Regions from separate parts of the Homo sapiens genome. Here region 1 is linked to region 2. A link is a contact called in ENCODE Hi-C or POLR2A ChIA-PET data. All regions are on one chromosome and are shown on one strand. Each heading gives the region's core, a stretch centred on a gene start or an enhancer-like site at or near the end of the contact. The rest is flanking DNA. Distances are from core to core; before and after follow the strand shown. Region 1 holds the start of ZNF121 (zinc finger protein 121). Region 2 holds the start of ELAVL1 (ELAV like RNA binding protein 1).

What was found. Hi-C counts contacts between places; a loop is a spot of excess contacts on that map. ChIA-PET counts read pairs that join two places held with the same protein, here RNA polymerase II (POLR2A). Pooled maps may share reads with other maps.
Region 1: a loop to region 2 is called in a pooled map, with 6 times the contacts of the local background. The contact joins the promoter of ZNF121 here to the promoter of ELAVL1 in region 2. A Hi-C loop is called at or near these places in 1 of 50 pooled maps. POLR2A ChIA-PET finds 5 or more read pairs at or near these places in 2 of 52 experiments (HCT116 and T-cell).

The regions. Positions count from the first base shown.
Region 1 is chr19:9,582,044-9,587,519 of GRCh38, reverse strand. ZNF121 (zinc finger protein 121) reads left to right here and starts at 3,016. Exons shown (of 4, transcript NM_001008727.5): 1 at 3,016-3,059. RefSeq lists enhancers at 2,626-3,437, 4,252-5,064, 5,065-5,476.
Region 2 is chr19:8,003,575-8,008,890 of GRCh38, reverse strand. It overlaps ELAVL1 (ELAV like RNA binding protein 1), which reads left to right and starts at 3,250. Exons shown (of 6, transcript NM_001419.3): 1 at 3,250-3,396. LOC105372266 (a long non-coding RNA gene) reads right to left here and starts at 3,078. Exons shown (of 4, transcript XR_936302.2): 1 at 2,933-3,078; 2 at 461-598; 3 at 15-279. RefSeq lists silencers at 2,875-3,364, 3,595-3,794, 3,825-3,874.

The sequences.
Region 1 (5,476 bases), core at 1,767-4,266, 1.6 Mb before region 2:
AAACAGAATGATATGCTCAGAGAGGTTTCCCTATCCCTATCCTCTCCATTTTGTTCTTATCCCACCATTCTGTTCAAGCCCTTCCCATCTATCCCCGATAGATTCTGAATCTTATTATTTTCAGGATAGTCCTATCAGTGTTTCCCTGTACTCAGAATGAACAGATAATTACATATTTTATTTTTATTTTTTTGAGACTGAGTCTCACTCTATCGCCCAGGCTGGAGTGCAATGGCGCGATCTTGGCTCAATACAACCGCCGCTTCCCGGGTATAAGCAATTCTCCTGCCTCATCCTCCCGAGTAGCTGGGATTACAGGCGCCCGCCACCATGCCCGGCTAATTTTTGTATTTTTAGTAGAGGCGGAGTTTCACCATGTTGGCCAGACTTGTCCTTCAGAACTTTTTAACTGGAAGATATGCTGCCAGGCTGCTGAGCATCGTCACTTAGTCATATAAGCCCCCTCTTTGATTCCCCTTCTCCTCTGGGAGTCTTTCTTCCTTTCCACCCTTTCTGAGCAGCGACCCACAGGTAGAAGCCTGTGGATATTCTCTTGCTGTTTGCTACCTCCCGCCACTCCTTACCTGTCAAAGCACATCCCAAATGAAGCTTGTGTGCTACTGCCGCCTTGTGGTCACGTCTTTTTCCTTACTCAGCCAAGAAATCACTTACACCCTGAATGCGTATATGGTTTTATTTTTCACATTTAGATCCCTAGTCCATTTAGAGTTTATTCTTGTATATGCTGTGAAGTATGGATTTAATTTCATCTTTTCTCTGATGGCTACCCAGCTGTCTTAGACTTTCCATTACAAATGGCTTTTTTTGCCTCATTGATCTGAAATACCTTTTTTTTTTTTTTTTGAGATGGATTTTCACTCTTGTTGCCCAGGCTGGAGTCCAGTGGCGCGATCTCGGCTCACTGCAACCTCTGCCTTCTGGGTTTCAGCGATTCTCCTGCCTCAGCCTCCCGAATAGCTGGGATTACAGAAAGCCCACCACCATGCTTGGCTAATTTTATTTTTGTATTTTTATTAGAGACAGGGTTTCACCATGTTGGACAGGCTGGTTTCGAACTCCTGACTTCAGGTGATCCTCCCGCCTCAGCCTCCCAAATTGCTAGGATTACAGGTATGAGCCACCGCGCCTGGCAAAATACCACATTTATGAACCAAATTCCTACATGTTCTTGGGTCTGTTTTTAGATATTTTATTAGTCTGTTTCTGCTTCATGTGCTAGTACCACATAGTTTTAATTATAGAGGCTTTATAGTATGTCTTATTTATTTTTATTTTAATATAATTTAATTATTTGCCTTGTGTGAAAACTGTTAATAGTATGTTTTAACATCTGCTGCTCATCATTGCTTTTGTTTTTGTTTTCTTGGTTATTATCAGATATTTATTCTTCCACATAAACTTTAGTATCAACGTACCTAACTCCAGAAAAAACTTTTAATATTTTTACTGGGATTATGTTACATTTCTGAATAAACCTGGGGAGAATGTCTGGTGTCAGTGCTATTTTACAATGTAGGAAATGTGGTCCTGGCCCATGTGGGAAGATCAGAAAAATAACAATAGAAATACATGTTTTTGGCCAGGCGTGGTGGCTCACATCTGTAATCCCAGCACTTTGGAAAGGTGAGGCAGGCGGATCATGAGGTCAGGAGTTCGAGACCAACTGGGCCAATATGGTGAAACCCTGTCTTTACTAAAAATACAAAAATTAGCCGGGCATGGCGGCGCCTGCCTGTAATCTCTGCTACTCAGGAGGCTGAGAGAGAAGAATCGCTTGAACCCGGGAGGCAGAGGTTGCAGTGAGCAAGATCGTGCCACTGCACTCCAGCCTGGGCAACAGAGCTAGACTCCATCTCAAAACAAAAACAAAAACATATTTAAAATTTTTTTTAAACAGAGACGGGGTCTTGCTGTATTGCCCAGGCTGGTCTCAAACTCCTGGCCTCAAACGATCCCTTGGCCTCCCAAATTGCTGGGATTATAGGCATAAGCCACCATACCCAGCCAGAAATACATACTTGATGAAGACAAAAAAAAATCAAGATTTACAGAAAATATTATTATATTGAAAACGTGGCCGGGTGCGGTGGCTCATGTCTATAATTCCAGCACTTTGGGAAGCTGAGGGAGACAGATCATTGGAGGTCAGGAGTTCGAGATCAGTCTGGCCATCATGGTGAAACTCTTCTCTACTAAAAGTACAAAAATTAGCTGGGCGTGGAGGCAGACATCTGTAATCCCAGCTACTCGGGAGGTTGAGGCAGGAGAATCACTTGAACCCGGGGGGCAGAGGTTACAGTGAGCCGAGGTCATGCCACTGCACTCCAGCCTGGGCAACAGAGTGAGATCTGTCTCAAAAAAAAATAAAAAATGAAAAAGAAAAACGAAAAAAGAAAACGCAATGGAACCAGCAGGTTCTAAAAAATAAAGAATGAAGAAATAAAGGCCTACAGAAAGCCTGACTGAATAGAAGAGATAGACCATGCCATTCACTGGCAGCTTTATCCATATGGAAGAATCATGGAAAGGCTCTAGGAACATGAGATGTATACAAACAAGCTTTATATATATGTATACACACATATATATTTTAATAAAGGATGTTGCTATTTTGCCCACGCTGGTCTTGAACTCTTGGACTCAAGCTATCCACCTGCCTTAGCCTCCCAAAGTGTTGGACTTACAGGCCTTAGCCACTGTGCCCACCTGGGAAAAGCTCTGCAGGAGCATCCCCTGGGGTGCGTCCCATCCCCCACGCCCGCCCTTCCAGCAGGTCCGGCCACCTGAACCGCCGGCTAGCCGGGTCCCACCTCTAAACCGCCCCCAAGTAAGGGCCTGTCCGCGCCCACCCGGGAAGAAACTACAATTTCTGTGTTTGACTGGGTCCTATGTGGCTGAAACTCGAACCCAGGAGCCCCGCCCGGCCCGAGGCTCGGAGCGGAAGTGACGTCAGCGCACAATCGCCATCTTTTCCGGCGCTGGCTCCGCATGGTCAGTGCCATTTCGCCTTTATCGTGGTGGAGTCCACCCTGGCTGTGGTGAGTTCCGCCTGCTTGGGGATCCCGGAGATAGCGGGGGGCGGCAAAGGAACGATTGGGTGCTGTCGCCCAGGAGCCTCTCCGATCCGCCTCGTTTCACTCTCTTCTCCAGGGGCTGTCGGTCCTCCTTGCGCGGCCAGTGGCTAGAGGCCGCAGGCTCAGTGGGTCCCAGTCAGGAGCCAGGTCGGGAAGTGTGTTTGTCCCGACTCCGCGCGTTTTCTGGAGTGGTTTCATCCGCTGTGCTCCCTTCTTCAAAAGCTTGGAAAGCAACCTTTGTGAGTTTCTTTCTTTCTGAAAGTAAAAGGATTTCTGCCGTTCCAGTCAGGTTGGCTCCGGCCCCGCATTTCCGCGCCTCAGGAACCTGGCGTTTCCGGCATGTTCCTGGTGAACACCTGCAGAAAATTGGTTTCAAGAGGGCTCTGACTTCCATTTCTTTGCTTAAAAATGTCTCGTCTGAGAATCTGGCATTGATGTCCTATTCTTATTTTTGACACATTACTTTCTGATGGAAAAAAAATAGTCGTTTAGGGTGTGCCTATATCTGCATGTAAATATGAACACGTGTAGACTGTGAGCCTTTAGTTTCTTATTTTATTTTCTTGGACTTAATGTTTTTTGTTGTTACCAGCTACAAGCCTTTCTACAAAAGAAAGGCAGGCTGGGCGCGCTGGCTCACGCCTGTAGTCCCAGCCATTTGGGAGGTCGAGGCGGGCAGATCACCTGAGGTCAGGAGTTCGAGACCAGCCTGGCCAACATGGTGAAACCCTGTCTCTACTAAAAATACAAAAAATTAGCCAGGCGCGATGGCGGGCGCCTGTAGTCCCAGCTACTCGGGAGGCTGAGGCAGGAGAATGGCGTGAACCCGGGAGGCGGAGCTTGCAGTGAGCCGAGATCGCGCCACTGCACTCCAGCCTGGGCAAAAGAGGGAGACTCCGTCTCACACACACAAAAAAAAAAAAAAAAAAAAAAAAGCCAGGCTTGGTGGCAGTCCCCTGTAATCCTAGCTACTTGGGAGGCTGAGGCAGGAGGATTGCTTGAACCTGAGAGGCCGAGGTTGCAGTGAGCCGAGATCTGCCACTGCACTCCAGCCTGGGCGATGAGAGCGAAACTCCGTCTCAAAAAAGAAAGAAAGGCAATAATACACAGCTGTTGTCTTTATCTGAAGTTCCTAGGTCTGTACCCCCCCACAGAGCTTCAAAACGGGCCCACAGGAAGAAAGGATGGAGGCTTTTGTTTGTTTTTTTCAGACGGAGTCTTGCTCTGTCGCCCAGGCTGGAGTGCAGTGGCGCGATCTCAGCTCACTGCAACCTCCACCTCCTGGGTTCAAGTGATTCTCCTGCCTCAGCCTCCGAGTAGCAGGGACAACAGGCATGGGGACCATGCCCAGCTAATTTTTTTTTTTTGTATTTTTAGTGGAGACAGGGTTTCACCATGCTCGCCAGGCTGGTCTCGAACTCCTGACCTTGTAATCCGCCTGACGGCCTCCCAAAGAGCTGGGATTACAGGCGTGAGCCTCCGCTCCTGGCCAGGATGGAGGCTTTATAATCAGAATATTATTCTAGTATTAGTGTAATAAAGTAGTATCTATTGAATTTATTAACAGCATGTTTAGACTAAGTGTAGTTTTGACATTTTTTTCTGAAAAATTTGATCCTAGGGAAAACTTGAACATCTAACACACCCAGTCTAGTAGTTTTTTTTTTTTTTTTTTTGAGACAGAGTCTCGCTCTGCTACCCGGGTCGGGGTGCAGAGGTGCGATCTCGGCTCACTGCAACCTCTGCCTCCCAGGTTCAAGTAATTCTCCTGCCTCCCTAGCATTAGGTGCGTCCATGTGAAGAGACCACCAAACAGGCTTTGTATGAGCAATAAAGCTTTTAATCACCTGGGTGCAGGCAGACTGAGTTCAGAAAAGGAGTCAGCAAAGGGAGATAGGGGTCGGGCAGTTTTATAGGATTTGGGTAGATAGTGGAAAATTACAGTTAAAGGAGGTTGTTCTCTTGCGGGCAGGGGCGGGGATCACAAGGTGCTCAGTGGGGAGCTCCTGAGATTCATTGTCCAGGAGAAGGAATGTCACAAGGTCAATTGATCAGTTAGGTTGGGGCAGGAACAAATCACAATGGTGGAATGTCATCAGTTAAGGCAGGAACTAGCTATTTTCGCTTCTTCTTGTTGTTCTTCAGTTGCTTCAGGCCATCTGGATGTATACGTGCAGGTCACAGGGAGTCTGATGGCTTGGCTTCGGCTCAGAGGCCTGACACCTAGTAGCTGGGACACAGGCACATGCCGCCATGCCCAGCTAATTTTTTTTTGTATTTTAGTAGAGACAAGGTTTCACCATGTTGGCCAGGCTGGTCTCGAAATCCTGAGCTCAGGCAGTTCACCTGCTTCGGCCTCCCAAAATGCTGGGATTACAGGT
Region 2 (5,316 bases), core at 2,001-4,500:
TTCAGTGCTCTCACCTCTTTTGGGTCCCTCTGCGAATGACAGCTCTTCAGCCTTCCCAACCATCCTCTTTCAAACAGCAACCCCCACATTCCCCATGCTCTTTCCCCAATTTACTTTTCTTCTTAGCCTGTTCACCACTTGACATGGAAATCACTTGGTTTCTCTTCTGACTCCCCATCTAGCACTGCACAGTCTGATGCAGTAGCCACTGGTAACGCGTGATGGTTGAGCCCTTGAAATGTAGCCAGTCCGACTGGAGATGTGCGGTGCTGTGCTGTGCTGTGGAGTATAAGATACATACTAGATTTCAAAAGCAGGCAGGGGCCAGGCGCGGTGGCTCACGCCTGTAATCCCAGCACTATGGGAGGCCAGGGCGGGTGGATCACTTAAGGTAAGGAGTTCGAGGCCAGCCTGGGCAACATGGTGAAACTCTGTCTCTACTAAAAACACAAAAAATTACCCGGGCATGGTGGCAAATGTCTGTAATCGCAGCTACTCGGGAGGCTGAGGCAGGAGAATCGCTTGAACCCGGGATGGGGAGGTTGCAGTTAGCCGAGATCCCGCCACTGCACTCCAGCCTTGGCAACAGAGTGAGACTCTGTCTCAAAAAAATAAGAAAAAAAAAGCATGCAGGAAAGAAAAAGGACACAAAGTATCTTCTATTTTGGAAAGATAACAGATGCAAAACATCCTGTATTTTAAAATATTGACTACATGTTTAAATAATAACATATTCAACCTACTGAGTTAAATAAAACACATTACAACTAACATCACCCGTTTCTTTTTACTTATTTTTAAACATGGCTAACAATGTACCAATTTAAATTACATACCTCGCTGACAAATCTGTGGCTTGCTTATACTGTTTTTTTGAGATGTAATTTCCCTCTTTCACCTAGGCTGGAGTGCAGTGGCGGGATCTCGGCTCACTGCAACCTCCACTTTCCAGTTTCAAGCGATTCTCCTGCCTCAGCCTCCCGAGTAGCTGGGATTACAGGCTCCTGCCACCACGTCCAGCTAATTTTTGTATTTTTAGTAGAGACTGGGGTTTCAACATGTTGGCCAGGCTGGTCTCGAACTACTGACCTGGTGATCTGCCCGCCTCGGCCTCCCAAAGTGCTGGGATTACAGGCGTGACCTACTGTGCCTGGCCTGCTTTGTTTATACTTCTATTGCACCGTGATGACCCAGAATGCTGGCTACTATAAAATTTAACAATTAAATGTTAAATTTAACATTTAATTGAGCTAGGTGTGGTGGCACGTGCCTATAATCCCAGCTACTTGGGAGCCTGAGGCAGAAGGACTGCTTGAGGTCAGGAGTTAAACCTGTGGGATGATTGCACCTGTGAACAGCCACTGCACTCCAGCCTGGGCAACACAGTGAGACCCAATCTCTAAAAAGCTTTCCTAGGCCGGGTGGTGGCTCATGCCTGTAATCCCAGCACTTTGGGAGGCCGAGGTGGGTGGATCACTTGAGGCCAGGAGTTTGAGACCAGCCTGGCCAACATGGCAAAACCCCATCTCTACTAAAACCACAAGAATTAGCTGGGTGTGATGTTGCACGCCTGTGATCCCAGCTACTTGGGAGGCTGAGGCACGAGAATCACTTGAATAGGGAGGCAGAGGTTGCAGTGAGCTGAGATCACACCACTGCATTCCAGCCTGCACAGCAGAGTGAGACCCTGTCTCCAAAAAAAAAAAAAAAAAAAAAAAAAACTTCTAAGAAAATATGATTAAAAAAAGAAACAGGCTGGGCACCGTGGCTCCCGCCTGTAATCCCAACACTTTGGGAGGCCAAAGCAGGAGGATCACTTAAGTCTAGAAGTTTGAGACCAGCCTAGGCAATACAGCAAGACCTCATCGCTACAAAAAAATAAAACATTAGCCAGGCATAGTGGCACATCCTGTAGTCTAAGCTACTCAGGAATCTGAAGCCGGAGGATTGATTGCCTGAGCTGGGGAAGTTGAGGCTGCAGTTAGCTGTGATCATACCACCGCACTCCAAATTGGGTGACAGAGTGAGATCCTGTCTCAAAAAAAAAAAAAAAAAAAGAAAAACAAAATTGTAGGCCAGGCGCAGTGGCTCAAGCCTGTAATCCCAGCACTTTGGGAGGCTGAGGCGGGCAGATCACGAGGTCAAGAGATACAGATCATCATGGCCAACACGGTGAAACCCCGTCTCTACTAAAAATACAAAAATTAGCTGGTTGTGGTGGCGCAGCGCCTGTAGGCCCAACTACTTAGGAGGCTGAGGCAGGAGAATCGCTTGAACCTGGGAAGCGGAGGTTGCAGTGAGCGGAGATCACGCCACTGCACTCCAGCCTGGCGACAGAGCGAGTCTCCGTCTCAAATAAATAAATAAATAAATAAAAATAAAAAGACTATTATTTTCAGATCATAAAAAAAAAAAAGAAAAAATTAGGCAGAGTGCAGGCATGCCTGTAATCCCAGCTCTTTGGGAGGCGGAGGCAGGAGAATCGCTTGAGTCCAGGAGTTCGAGACCAGCCTGGGCAACAGAACCAGAGCCCATCTTTACATAAAAAAAAATTAAACATGTAGCTTGCATGTATTTCTACTAGGGCATTCTAGGCCAGCGCTGGTTTAGAATGTTAGCCCAATAAGACCAGGTATTTTTTTTCTGCTCACTGCCCATACAGTGATTGACACACAGTAGGCGCTCAATGACATTTTAATGAATGAATGAGATGCTGAGCCTTCGGGAACTGGCTTGCTCAAAGAGCCAGCACCGATGAAGCGCTGACCACGTTCCATGCCCCGCCTCCTCAGCGCACCAGAGAAGGAAACTGAGGCCCGGCAAGGTGACGTCAGCTCCTGCCCAACGGCACGTAGTGCGGAAACGTCGGGGCCGGGATTCGAACCCAGGTTCTGTACCCGTAACCCCGGCGCGCTGACCTTTCCTACCTTACCGGGCGGCGGCAGGACAGACAGGTGCGGGACACACGGCGAGCGCTCAACCAGAGGCGCCGCTCCTCAGCCACCGCCTTCCGTCAGCCTCCGAGGGCCGGAACCCAGTTCGCCCCCTCCGCGGCCATCGCTGGCTGCCCGCGTCTCCGCCGGCCGCGGAGCACTTCGCAGGCGGCGCCGACCGGAAGTCCCGCCTCTCCCGCGCGCCCCGGAGCGCCGCGACAGCTACGCCGGCCAATGAGCAGCGCGCCGTGGCGGACGTCGGCCAATGGGCTCGCGCGCGGGGGGGGCGTGTCCGGGCCGCGGGCCGGAGCGGGTCGTGCGCGCTGAGGAGGAGCCGCTGCCGCCGTCGCCGTCGCCGCCACCGCCGCCACCGCTACCGAGGCCGAGCGGAGCCGTTAGCGCCGCGCCGCCGCCGCCTCCCGCCCGCCCCGGAGCAGCCCCGGGCCCGCCCGCCCGCATCCAGGTGAGGCGGTGGGGGGCCTTCGGCGGCGCCCGACGGGGTAGGCCGCGGCAGGCCTGAGCTCGCCTGGCCTGGCCGCGGGGCGCCCGCGGGCCTGCACCGGCCGAGGCCCAGGCCGCGCCGGACCGGGGGAGGGGACGCGCGCTGGGGCCGCGGCGGGCGGGTCGGGGCGGGCCGGTGTGGGCGCCGGCTACAGGCCCCGGGGCCGGATTCCTCTGGCGCCTCGAGGGACGGGCGAGGGGGATACGGCGTGGGCATGCGCCGGGGGGCCGGGCTGCACGGCCGGGGGCCCCGGTCGCCTTGGAAGCCCGGGCTCCGGGGGCGGGAGAGTGGGGCCAGCTACGGGGGAGCGCCGGGAACGCTTTGAGCGCGCAGAGGTCACGGCCCACGGGCTTGCTCCCCCGGGAAATCCCACAGATTCTTTTGTGGTCGTTGTCAGAGCACCGCGGCCGGTGCGAGGTCCTTTGAGAAGTGTGCAAACCCTTCAGTAGATACACGGGAGTCCTGGGGGAAAAAAAAAATCTAAACTGCATCTTTTTTTGAGCGCCATCTCTAACAAAGCTGTTTGTGGGGCGTGGGACGTTAGGATTTGTAAAATATGTGTGTGTGCCTGTTGGAAACACAAGCTGCACACAGTTGAACAATGGGGGATGGATGCCCTTCCTTCCTTTTCCGGTGCTCTGGGCTGCGGGGCTTGTTAAAATGGGTTTTGGTCCCTACTGTGTGCAGGGCAGGTGGAGAAGAACTTCTGCACAACTTCTGCATGGGCTTCCCGTGGTGGGACTGAGCCCCCTTGCTAGAAAGTGTTCATCTAAGATCCGGATGGCCAGAAATGGGAAGATGAGGAGAATGATCTGTCTAGAGCAGGGTTTCTCGACGTTGGCCCTACTGATGTTTGGGGTCAGATAGTTTTTGGTTGTGGTGGTAGTGGGGGCTTCCCTGTGCAATGTAGGAAGTTGAGCCGTATTCCTGGCCTCTACCCACTAGATGCCAGCAGTATCCCCATGCTCCAAGTCGTGAGGATCAAAAGTATCTCCAAACATTGCCAGATGGCTCGGGTTGCGGGGGAGGGGTCTCTTCCACTCTCACACGCACAGGTGAGAACCATTACTGAACTAAATGCTCTTCCTCCAAAAGTTCTAATGCCCTGGGAGATGCTCCCAAGACCTCGAACAAGCTTGACTCTGTTGAGCCTTAGTTTTCTTATCTATAAAATGGGAAGGACAAAAGTGTGGTGCAAATTGAAGAGGGTGGAAATCCCGTTGCGTTGTGCGTGGTCTGTGCCTGGTAGGCACTGAATAAATGATGTTGTACATAGCCACCAGTATTTATTGAGGATTTACTATGTGCTTGACACTTTGTGGACGTTTGTCTGCAGTCCTTGAGGCAGGTGATGTTATAATTTCCATTAATTTCCATTTTAGAGATGAAGAAACTGAGGCTTAGATGGGTCACTTGATGTGACCAGTCTCATGCACTAAAGTGGCTGCGCCAGGGTTTGAACTCGGGCCCTCTGATTCAAAACCCTTACTCTTAACCACTCGATTGTACTGCTCCTATAATCACAAGGCTCCAGGGCACTCCAGTTGTCATCGAATATTTTCTGTGTGCAAAGTTCTGTGCTGGGATCTATTATCAAATTCTGCAACTTCGAGGCCCACAAAGAGGTTGAGATACACGAACGTCTCAAATGTGGAAGGAAATAATACTGTTTATGTTGATGCATTGGTTTTGAGCAGACAGAGTTTCAGTCTGGATGTGTTGAGTCTGAGATCATGGTGCTATTTCTTTTTTTTTTTTTTTTTTGAGACGGAGTCTCACTCTGCCGCCCAGGCTGGAGTGCAGTGGTGCGATCTCGGCTCACTGCAAGCTCCGCCTCCCGGGTTCACGCCATTCTTCTGCCTCAGCCTCCCGAGTAGCTGG